Regions from separate parts of the Homo sapiens genome. Here region 1 is linked to region 2. Evidence: chromatin loops called from intact Hi-C (ENCODE). Cell type or tissue: PC-9. All regions are shown on one strand.

Evidence for each region. Peaks named below come from ENCODE experiments on the same cell type or tissue, not always from the same donor. Only the 100,000 strongest peaks of a DNase experiment are listed, where the experiment ranks them.
Region 1: a loop joins it to region 2, with 8 times the contacts of the local background. A loop is called at or near these places in 1 of 110 quality-filtered maps.

What each region holds. Positions count from the first base shown.
Region 1 is chr7:108,495,076-108,500,075 of GRCh38, reverse strand. PNPLA8 (patatin like domain 8, phospholipase A2) reads left to right here. Exons shown (of 11, transcript NM_001256007.3): 6 at 2,499-2,593; 7 at 3,321-3,492. Among named protein-coding and RNA genes, the nearest start is that of PNPLA8, 29 kb to the left of the region's middle. In PC-9, CTCF peaks have their summits at 2,561 and 2,763 (motif pointing right); no DNase peak of the experiment used is centred here.
Region 2 is chr7:108,243,647-108,248,646 of GRCh38, reverse strand. The region is part of intron 3 of NRCAM (neuronal cell adhesion molecule); the gene reads left to right. Among named protein-coding and RNA genes, the nearest start is that of LAMB4, 120 kb to the right of the region's middle. RefSeq lists an enhancer at 1,566-2,765. In PC-9, no CTCF peak of the experiment used is centred here; a DNase peak (open chromatin) is centred at 2,216; H3K4me3 peaks cover 627 bases; H3K27ac peaks cover 3,820 bases.

The DNA of each region.
Region 1 (5,000 bases), 250 kb before region 2:
GAAGGAAAAGACAACAAATAGAAAAACAAAAATATGTTATTCTGGGTGCTATGAAGAAAAATAAAGCAAAGTAAAGGGATAGAGAGGAAGAGTACTATTTTAAAGAATGCTCAGGACCAAGACTTCTTTTTAAAGAAGTTATATTTATGTAGAGATAGGAAGGAAGGAAGAAAATTGAAGAACATTCACATGTCTAAGGTCAGACAAGCATGATGAAAAAGAAGTTTGTATCCAATAAATAGTTTATCTTGTAGAATAAGAGTTGTATTAGTCATATAGGGAGGAAATCAGTGTGAGGTAATTTGGGAAAATCTAGGGGTGGGTTAGGATGAAGTTAGGTTTAGGTTAGTAATTCTCCACTGGAGGTGATTTTGCTCCCTAAAGGACATTTGGCAGTGTCTGGAGACATTTTTAGTTGTCACAACTAGAGCACTGCCACTTGCATCTAGTTTGAAGAGGACAGTTGTGACTAAACATCATACAGTGCACAGGACAGCCCCGCAAAACAAAGATTATCCAACCCAGAATGTCAGCGGTTCTGCTGTTGAGAAAACTTGGTTTAGGGGAATATGGGAAAGCAGCCCAGATGGGAGGTTTGTGCGGAAAGCAGTAATGTATGAGGGATTGAGAGAAAAAATAAAAAACCCTGTCTTTGACTTCTTTGTTATAAGAGAACCTACAGTGGTAGACACAGACAGCTGTGGCAACTTGGCAGATATATACGTATTTAAATTCATTCGGAATTTATGAGTACAACATTTTTAAATAGTTAAGTTTCCCAATTATACGAGTAGTTAGAAAAACCTGAGAGAGAAAAAAACCCCAAAACCATAGCTCACAACTCTTAAGATTATTTTAGTATTTTGATTTATTTTCTTCTAATCTTTTTCTGTGTGAACATATACGTGCCTATTTTATTTCCTTTTTGTGATAATAGAGGTCACATTGTTAAATATATTTTATCCAGCATTACATTTAATTCATCATGTCTTGTCTTGAATTAATAATGTACCTCTTTCATAAGATATCTTAACTCTCCTCAAATGCACATTATTTGTTGTATTTAAAAAATCAGCATCTTTGGTTTTCTACTTTAATCTTACATAATTTTCTAGTTACTTCTTGTTAACATTATCAAGCACAATTTGACACTCAAAATTTTTTGATGCCTAACTACCTTTGTGTTCCAGGACTTACCTACCCCCTACCTTGTGTTGGGAATAGAGCTTTTCATCGTTTTTTTATTCTCCCACTGTTAAAAATTGTCATGATACACACATGACAGTTTACATGGTACATACACCCTCAATTGGTCTATATCTCCTAAGCTTTTTCATCGTTTCGCATTCCTTCATGAAGCTATTAACTGCTGTTGGCAAGGATTCAGAAATGAGCAAAGTCAGCAACATTAATTAATATACCATTAATATAGAGGGTTAACCTGAAGTTATTGAGAGTTTTTAAAAATGAATAAAGAAAAGGGAGCTTAAAAATCTGACTGGTGGCCGGGTGCAGTGGCTCACACCTGTAATCTTAGCACTTTGGGAGGCTGAGGCGGGTGGATCATGAGGTCAGGAGATCGAGACCATCCTGGCTAACATGGTGAAACCCTGTCTCTACTAAAAATACAAAAAAAAAAAAAAATTAGCCAGGCATGGTGGCAGGCTCCTGTAGTCCCAGCTACTCGGGAGGCTGAGGCAGGAGAATGGCATGAACCCAGGAGGCGGAGGTTGCAGTGAGCCCAGTGAGCCACTGCACTCCAGCCTGGGCAACAGAGTGAGACTCCATCTCAAAAAAAAAAATCTGGTGAAATATGTAAGACAAAAATGTATAGAGTCATAGGTGACCAACTATGTTAGTAAGAGAGGAAACCAAGGTATGGCATTCCAAAACCAGTGAGTGAGTTTTTAAGTGTTTTCCAGTTTTTTTTGTTTTTTTTTTTGTTTTTTGTTTTTTTTTTCAATTTTATATTGGCATATCTTTGTATTCTTATTTAGTTGTTTGTTGGTTTTTGGCATTCTTAAGAAGTGTATTTGAGTGGATTTCTTCTTCTTTTTACTTTTTTTTTTTTTTTCTGTAGAAATGGGATCTCGCTATATTGTTCAGCTGGTCTTGAACTCCTGGCCTCAAGTGATCCTCTTACCTCAACCTCCCAAAGCGCTGGGATTACAAGAATGAGCCACTGCCTGGCCAGATTTATTCTTAAAGAGATACTGTTCTGCAGAAGGATGGGTTCAGTGAAAAAACAAGAGAGAGATACTAATATAAATTTTAAAATGTGCTGCCTTAGTGTAGGTTTTTTTATCATTTAGATATTAGATTTTCAAAAGTAATACTAAAAATTTGGACAGGCAATTTTTACTGATTTTGATTTATATTATTAATTTTCATGTTAGCATATAAACTCTAAAAGCAATTATTAGATTGTTTTATTCAACAGCTTAAATTATTTTTTCTTTAAACAGGAATTGTCATTTTGTCTTTAATCTTTTCTGTAGGGGCGTGGTTGCTCTCCAGACCCTACGAAAATTAGTTGAACTTACTCAGAAGCCAGTTCATCAGCTCTTTGATTACATTTGTGGTGTAAGCACAGGTAATTATTATTATATGGAAGTGGTGCATTCTGGCAGTACATTAAGGAAAAGAACATTAAGCACTTATGTTTAAGATCATAGTCCTTTGCCTTCTTCAGCCCTCTCTCCATACCCCAAAATTTTGTACTTCCTTTTTTGTCTTTTGTTCATGGTTATGCCAGTTAGGCACACTAGGTGGCAGTGTGTCCTACCTATTATAGCTAGATATGGAATCAGCTGTTTAAAAGGACATCCAAGAGTACCTAATATGTTTAATTACATTGGTTCCTAGGACTAACTTGAAGGAGAATTGCTTAGTGATTTGGTGAGTTGTCAAATATACCATATTCTGTGACTAAAACTAAGTAATTCATTGATGTTAGAAAGAACGTGAATTATCTACCATAGTATCTTATATATAATTTAATGTAAAACAACACATTTGTAAATATTTTTAAATTATTATTATTATCATTATTGGGGGTAGCATTTATTTAATCCTTTTTGAGACCTGGTAAATCCCTTTACATTTGTTAACCCAGTAAGACACATGAATTTTGGTTGTTCTTATTACTCCCATTTTACCCCTGAAACAAATGGGGCTCTGAGAAGGAAAGTCATTTGTCCCAGGTGACATAGCTAGAAAGTATCAACGCTAAAATTTAAGCCAAAACTATGATTCAGGAAATCTTACATCATAAGGGCTATAACTTAACACTGATAAAAGCTAAGGATTCTTTTTTCCAGGTGCCATATTAGCTTTCATGTTGGGGTTGTTTCATATGCCCTTGGATGAATGTGAGGAACTTTATCGAAAATTAGGATCAGATGTATTTTCACAAAATGTCATTGTTGGAACAGTAAAAATGAGTTGGAGCCATGCATTTTATGACAGTCAAACATGGGAAAACATTCTTAAGTAAGTTACAATTACTCTTTTTAAATCTTCTGATTATATAGGTAGTATGTGCATATTATAATTTGAAAAATGTCAATATTAAATTATATTCTTGCATATTATAATTTGAAAAATATCAAGAATATTAAATTATTTGACTAATTAGAGATAACCACTGTTAGTATTTTGGTGAATCATAGTTTAGTAATTGTTTTGGGGGGTTTGTGTGTGTGAGATTTGCATGTAAAAGTTGCAATTGCCTTTTTTAAAAATATGAGATACTTGCATCCTGTTGTTTTTACTTAACATATTAAATGTGTCTCAAGTCATTCTAAAATATTCAATTATTTTTATTTTTATTTGTTTTTCGACACACGCTCTCACTCCCGTTGCCCAGGGTAGAGTACAGTGGTGCTATCTTGGCTCACTGCAGCCTCAACTTCCCAGGCTCAAGTGATCCTCCCACGTCAGCCTCCCAAGTAGCTGGGACCACACGTGTGCACCACCATGCCCAGCTAATTTTTTCTGTTTTTAGTAGAGAGAAGATTTCACCATGTTGCTCAGGCTCCTAACCTCAAGTGATTGGCCTGCCTCCCAAAGTATATATAATCATAAAATATAAGCATAAAATCATCCACAATCCTGTTATTCAGAGCTGTAGACTTTAATATATCTCCTTCTAGTTTATTAGACCTTATACATTTTGTATAGCTGATATTAGATTGTAGTTGTAAATTCGTATCCTTCTCCTTTTTTCAAACGTTCTTAAAATCTCCTGACATATTTTTAAAGACTACACTGTACTCCAGAGTGGGATGTTACACTTTCTTAATCATTTCCATTTAGGATTTTTATGGACATTTACGACATTTATGTTCCTAATTTTTTGGGATTATGAACAATGCTGTCATAGAAAACTTTAAATTTCTTCTCACATTTCAGAATATATTAGTAGGTCACTATATAAGAAGCATATTTATTGGGTCCAATGTTGATGTCTTCTTAAAATAATTATTATATAGGAAATAGAAAATATATCGAGAAAACAATAAAAATAATTTATAATCCCACTAAGAACAAAAGCACTATTAACATGGTGATGTGTTTTTTGTGTAATTTCTTACAGATAGACAAGTGTATATGTGTGTAGTTGTGAGTGTGTGTGTATCCATTCTCTTTACAAAATTCAGATAATGCACAGATTATTTCCTATGTCAGTTAATATTTTTTGAAACATATATTAATGGTTCTTCACCATTTTATGGATATACTGTTTTTTATTTAACAAATCCTCTCTTAGAAAAGGATACTTCAGATACTCTTGCAGTTCAAAATAAAATTTAGATAAACATCTTTACTTAAATCTCTGGCTATATCTTTAAGTAAAGTAAATTTCTAGAAGTAAAATTGTGGGCCAGAGGATATGCATGTTTTAAGAATCTTGATACATACATGGCTGAATTTGTTCTTCAATACAGTGGTTTTAGCTTATTCATCTGCCAACATCAATTTGTATTTCTATTTCATGA
Region 2 (5,000 bases):
CAAAATGGTGGCACCTCTGTCAGCCTCGAGCAGAGGTGCCTGCACACCCACACTGGATGATAGAACAGGCGAAGTATCAATTGTATTATGTTAAGCACTGAGACTTCTAGGTTAATTTCTCACTGGAGTAGAATGTGAATGGTACCCCATGGACTTCTACCATGAGGTTAATTCTCTCTCCTGCTCTCTCTTCTCCTTGCATTACTACCCTTCACACTCATTAGGAAAGGAGTACACATTGAGATTTTGACCTGTACACTGCGTCCCTACCCTAACTGGTTCATACCATTCAGCAAGCATAGCAGGGTTTACCTTTGAAATGTGACACAATATTTTTCAAAGTGACTAGCCTGCCTGGCATTTCAAAATGCTATTTTTTACTATTAAATGGCTGCCATTTTGCCATGTGTTGCTTTCTTGACAAGTGGATAAGGTATAGCATGTTTAGAATATCAATATCCTGAAGGGCCTTTTTTGCTGAAGTTTTTAATAAACTGTTTCCAATCCTTACATCTTCTCAGTGCTATTTGTAGAAATCTCAGTTTACAGGAAGATAAATAGAGCTAGAGCTTGTTTCAGTGACTCCACAAATGTTTCTGAATGTGTTGCTCTGAAGACCCATATTCAGAATTAAATTTTCATTTCTCAGACCTCACTTTTAGAGCAGTTTCCTACTTTCCATTTTTGTTTTTAAATGGAACTTTGTTTCTGTTTTCTAATGTGAAGGGAATCAGCTGAGAAGTGGACTTTGTGAGGAAGGAAGAGGCCTATCCCTGTGGTTTGGCTTGCCCCTCTTTCCTCCCTTTCTCCAGATTACCTGTCTTGTGGGAGAGTGAGAAGAATAGAAGCTGGGGCTGACCTCAGCCAGAGTTCTAGTATGATTCACGGAGATGGGGAAGTAGGAGGGATAGACTAACAATATTGGACTCTCTCATCCTGTTCTCTACCTTAATCTTTGCTATTCTGCATTAGAAATAAATTAGTATAATGCCTAAGACAATAAATTAGGCATAATTTACAATTATGCTAAAATAATTTAGCATAAACAAATTTATGCTAAAATAATTTAGCATAAACAAATTTATGCTAAAATAATGGTCAGTGTTAACCACCTTCTATTTATTCTGACTATAAGTTTTGTGTGAGAAATGTAAGTTAAGTATGTGCCCTTTGGCTGCACCAACATATATATAGAGAAGTATCTAGAAAAACCAAAAAGGATAGATTAGTTTTGAAGAGAAGTCTACATTGCCACACTATTTACTAATTTAGGTTCGGCCATGACCTTGTAAGGAGACCTGCACATTTGGATCATCAGTCCTCCTAAATGTGCATGTTAGTATGTTTCTGGTTGCAAGAAAGAGCCAATCTCAGTTTATCTTAATTCATTATTGCAGATATCTATGGCTATATAATAAACCATTCCTAAATTTTGTGACTTCAAACAACAACAGTTTATTATTTCTTATAATCCTGAGGGTTGGCAGGATGGTTCTTCTGTTGCATGTAGTTTAAAAAGTCACTGGCTCAGCTATTTTTGGCTGGGAGCTCAGCTGGGGCCAGAGAGTCCAGGATGGTCTCTCATCTCCCAGGGTCTCTTTCCACTGGCTTCTCATCATCTAGTAGTATGGCTCATACTTCCCAGAGGGAACATTACAAGAGGATAAGCTGCAGTGTGCAAATGGTCATCACACCTCTTTTCACATATTGCTTGCTAAAAATCCCACTGGCCAAAGCATGTGACATGGCCAAGCCCACAGCCATTGTGAGAGTTGACTATGCAAGGGCATGGATACTGGGAAGGGTGCTTCCTGGGGCCACCAATGCAACAGTCTACCTGCCATATTAATGAAATTTTGTTGTAGAATACACAAGACTGGAGAAGGACAGGAAGATGTCTCAACCTCAGTCACTAGTGTGGCAAACTTCACAGAGAATTGGAACATTGTTTGGGGTACCAAGAGATTTACAGGCCTGGTGATTATAATGCAAGAGTAGTAGGTGCTTGTTATCACCTATCCAGTGTTCTGGTGATGTCATGGCCACTCAGCTCTTCTCTGTTTCTGTTTCTATTGATCCTCTGCTGCCCACTGGCTTCATTCTGCACTGGATGCCTCATATCTTTTGCTTACTCATGCTTGCTCCTACTGCCTTGCCTCTATTTGACCTTTGGCTTTTGTTCCTGCTCCAAACCGCTGACTCACTCTCTCTCTGTCTCACATTCACCCTCTCTATGACAAAGGAATTTGTTACCACTTAGTTGGTCACTCTTCAGTGCCTCACAAGCAGCCAAGTCAACTCACAGGCTCTACATGGCTCCCTGCCTTTGTTCAGACAAAGGCTGAACACCCACCCTGATTCTTTTTGCCTTGGTCAGAGTGATGAGGTCAATGCAGAAGAAAGACTGTGAGCATGGCAGGCATTCAGAGTGGAGCAGTCTCCTCCCCACTCTGTTTAGTGAATTGTGATTGGATTGGAAGGTGGGATAAAGAAGGAAATTCCCTTTCGTTTGCAAAGAACTAGTTCGTTCCTCTTTTTCCCCAACCATCTTTCCTTTTCCAATCAGCTCTCTCATCCCAGAAGCCAATCCTGACAACTGTCATCAGATAGCTGGCTGGACAAGCCTGGAAAGTGTGGAACAGGTGCCATCCTTGGTCAGGGTTGCTATTAGTCTCACACACATGAGCTTTTCATTAACTATGCTTCATCATTTGTCTTAGATCTCTCAGTTACATCATTGCCTCATATTGTTCTATTTTCTTTCTTGTTACTGCTGTGCTAAGTAAAAGAGATGTGAAAAATCCTGTATTCAGATGATCATGTGTGTTGCAAATAACTGGATTTCACTCCAAAAGACCTTGGTATCTTTGATAATCTAATGTCAGTGTCCCAAAAGCTTTTTAATAATTTTCTAAATCTAAAATGTCCTTAAATTATTGCTTAATATATTTTTATGTTTCTTTATGCCTGAACTCTCTCTGGAAGGATTCACAAAACTTGGTAATAATGACTGCTTCCTAAGGGAGAAAGGGGGTTGCTGGTTGCTTACTTTGCATTCTGTGGTCTTTTGTACTTTATGAATATTGTACCATGTACACACACTGCCTACTTTTAAAATTAACTTTTTAAAGTACATCTTGTCTACATAGTCTTAAATTGTTCTTCCTTTAGAAGGCCAGGGCCCGCATGTGGTAGAAGTCCATGGGGTCCTATTCACATAGAATCTGGTGTGAAGAAGCTCCTAAAGTTGTGCCATGGGCAACACTGTGAAGATCTTCTATAGATATTCAGAAACCGTTAGAGGTTTTCTTTTTTTAACATCAGTAACTAAACTTGGTAATTCTGTTTGCTTATTGACTAATTAAAAAATAAGAGGATATAGGAGGGAGGGAAATGCTAGGGACCTCTCGGGGTGAGGCAGTGTGAGATGGCTAAAAGCTCCAGAACCTTCCGGAACTGGAGCTCTAGATCTGGTACTTCACATATCACGTGACATTTAAGCAGGTGACACCATCCTACACCTTGAATTCCTTATCAGTAAGTTAAGAAATGTAATAAAAGTTACCTTCTGGAATTGTTGGGAAGATAAGTTAATGCCTGGAGGAGACTCATCGCTGTGCCTGGCACATAGAAAAGGCTCAGTGAATGGTAGCCATTAGGACTGGATTATTTTCTTGTCTGTTAAATGGGTAGAAATACCTGTTTTTCTGTTTTCTGGGGTTTTTATGAATATCAAATAAGATCATTAGTTATAGTGCTCTGAGGAGTAGAGATTTTGAGCTATTATCAGGATGTTGTTCCATTATCTGTTATTGGGGTAAAAACCACCTGTTTATTGTTCACCATTCCTTAGGTACTAGTCCAGGTTCTAGTTACTACATTCCTGGTAGAGCCTCTACTGTGGAAGATTCCTTTGGACTAGGAGGAAATTAGAAACGTGGTCCTTAAAGCTTCTCACAGTTTGTCTTGTTTGATCATTATCATCTCTATAGTCCTATTATCCCGGACTACTTTTTTCTGAGGTGCATTAATGATTGTGTAGTGGTGTAGATGTAATTGACTCTGTTGATGTGTTAATTATTAGTCGTCATTGTCCATTTCTCTCTAACCTTTCCTCCACAGTCTCAGACTTAAAATCTGTGATTGAAAAGCACAGCATGGCTAGAGATGTGCATTTGTGTACTTCTTCCTTAAGATAAATATTTAAAATATAAAAAGTGACCATCCCCAAGTTGACTGCTGAAAAATGTCTTTCACAGTCAAGATGATGTCCTACCCACTTAGTTATCCAGTCACTGAGGCGAGCCACTGATGAGGCATCAGAGCAATAGTTAGTGTGTCAAAGGGCATCTAGTCACATCAGCATATTTGTTTATCTGCTTGGAGAGTGTAGATCATGTTATGTGTTCAACCAGCATGGAACCCACCCATGTTGGGATGCTGAAAAGCCCAAATAGAGGAGAATGAAATGGCGAGTAATGCGTGGCCTTCAAATTCTGGTAGAGAGCTGATTTTTTTCATTAAAATAATTTCCTCCTTCATTTGAGAGAAAAAGAAAGGTTTTATTTTCCTTCTAAAGACAAGACTTCTTAAGTAAGCAACAGGAGAGCTGTTTCTCTCAGGCTTGATGTGAATCCTTTGTCAAAACTGTAGGGTTTTCTTTTGAAATACATAGTAAGTAATGCAGGGGAATATTTGCTCTGTGATTTAATATGAATTTGAGGCAAAAGAAATAAGGGAACCTTGAATTGCATTTCTTTTCAATGATGAAAAGTTTATCAAAGAAGGGAATTTTTCCCCCTTCTGTTTCACAGGTTCTATAGGTAACATACGAAAAGTTGCTTTGAATGGAGTTAAATTAAATGAGATATGAAAAGGCTTTGCTCTTTATCATTACTCTCAGTCCTTTTAGCAATATGTGTGATTTTAAATAGGGTGATCTATTTTTCAGAAGACGAATCTACCATTTATCTCATTCAATCCTGCTTTAAAATATCTGG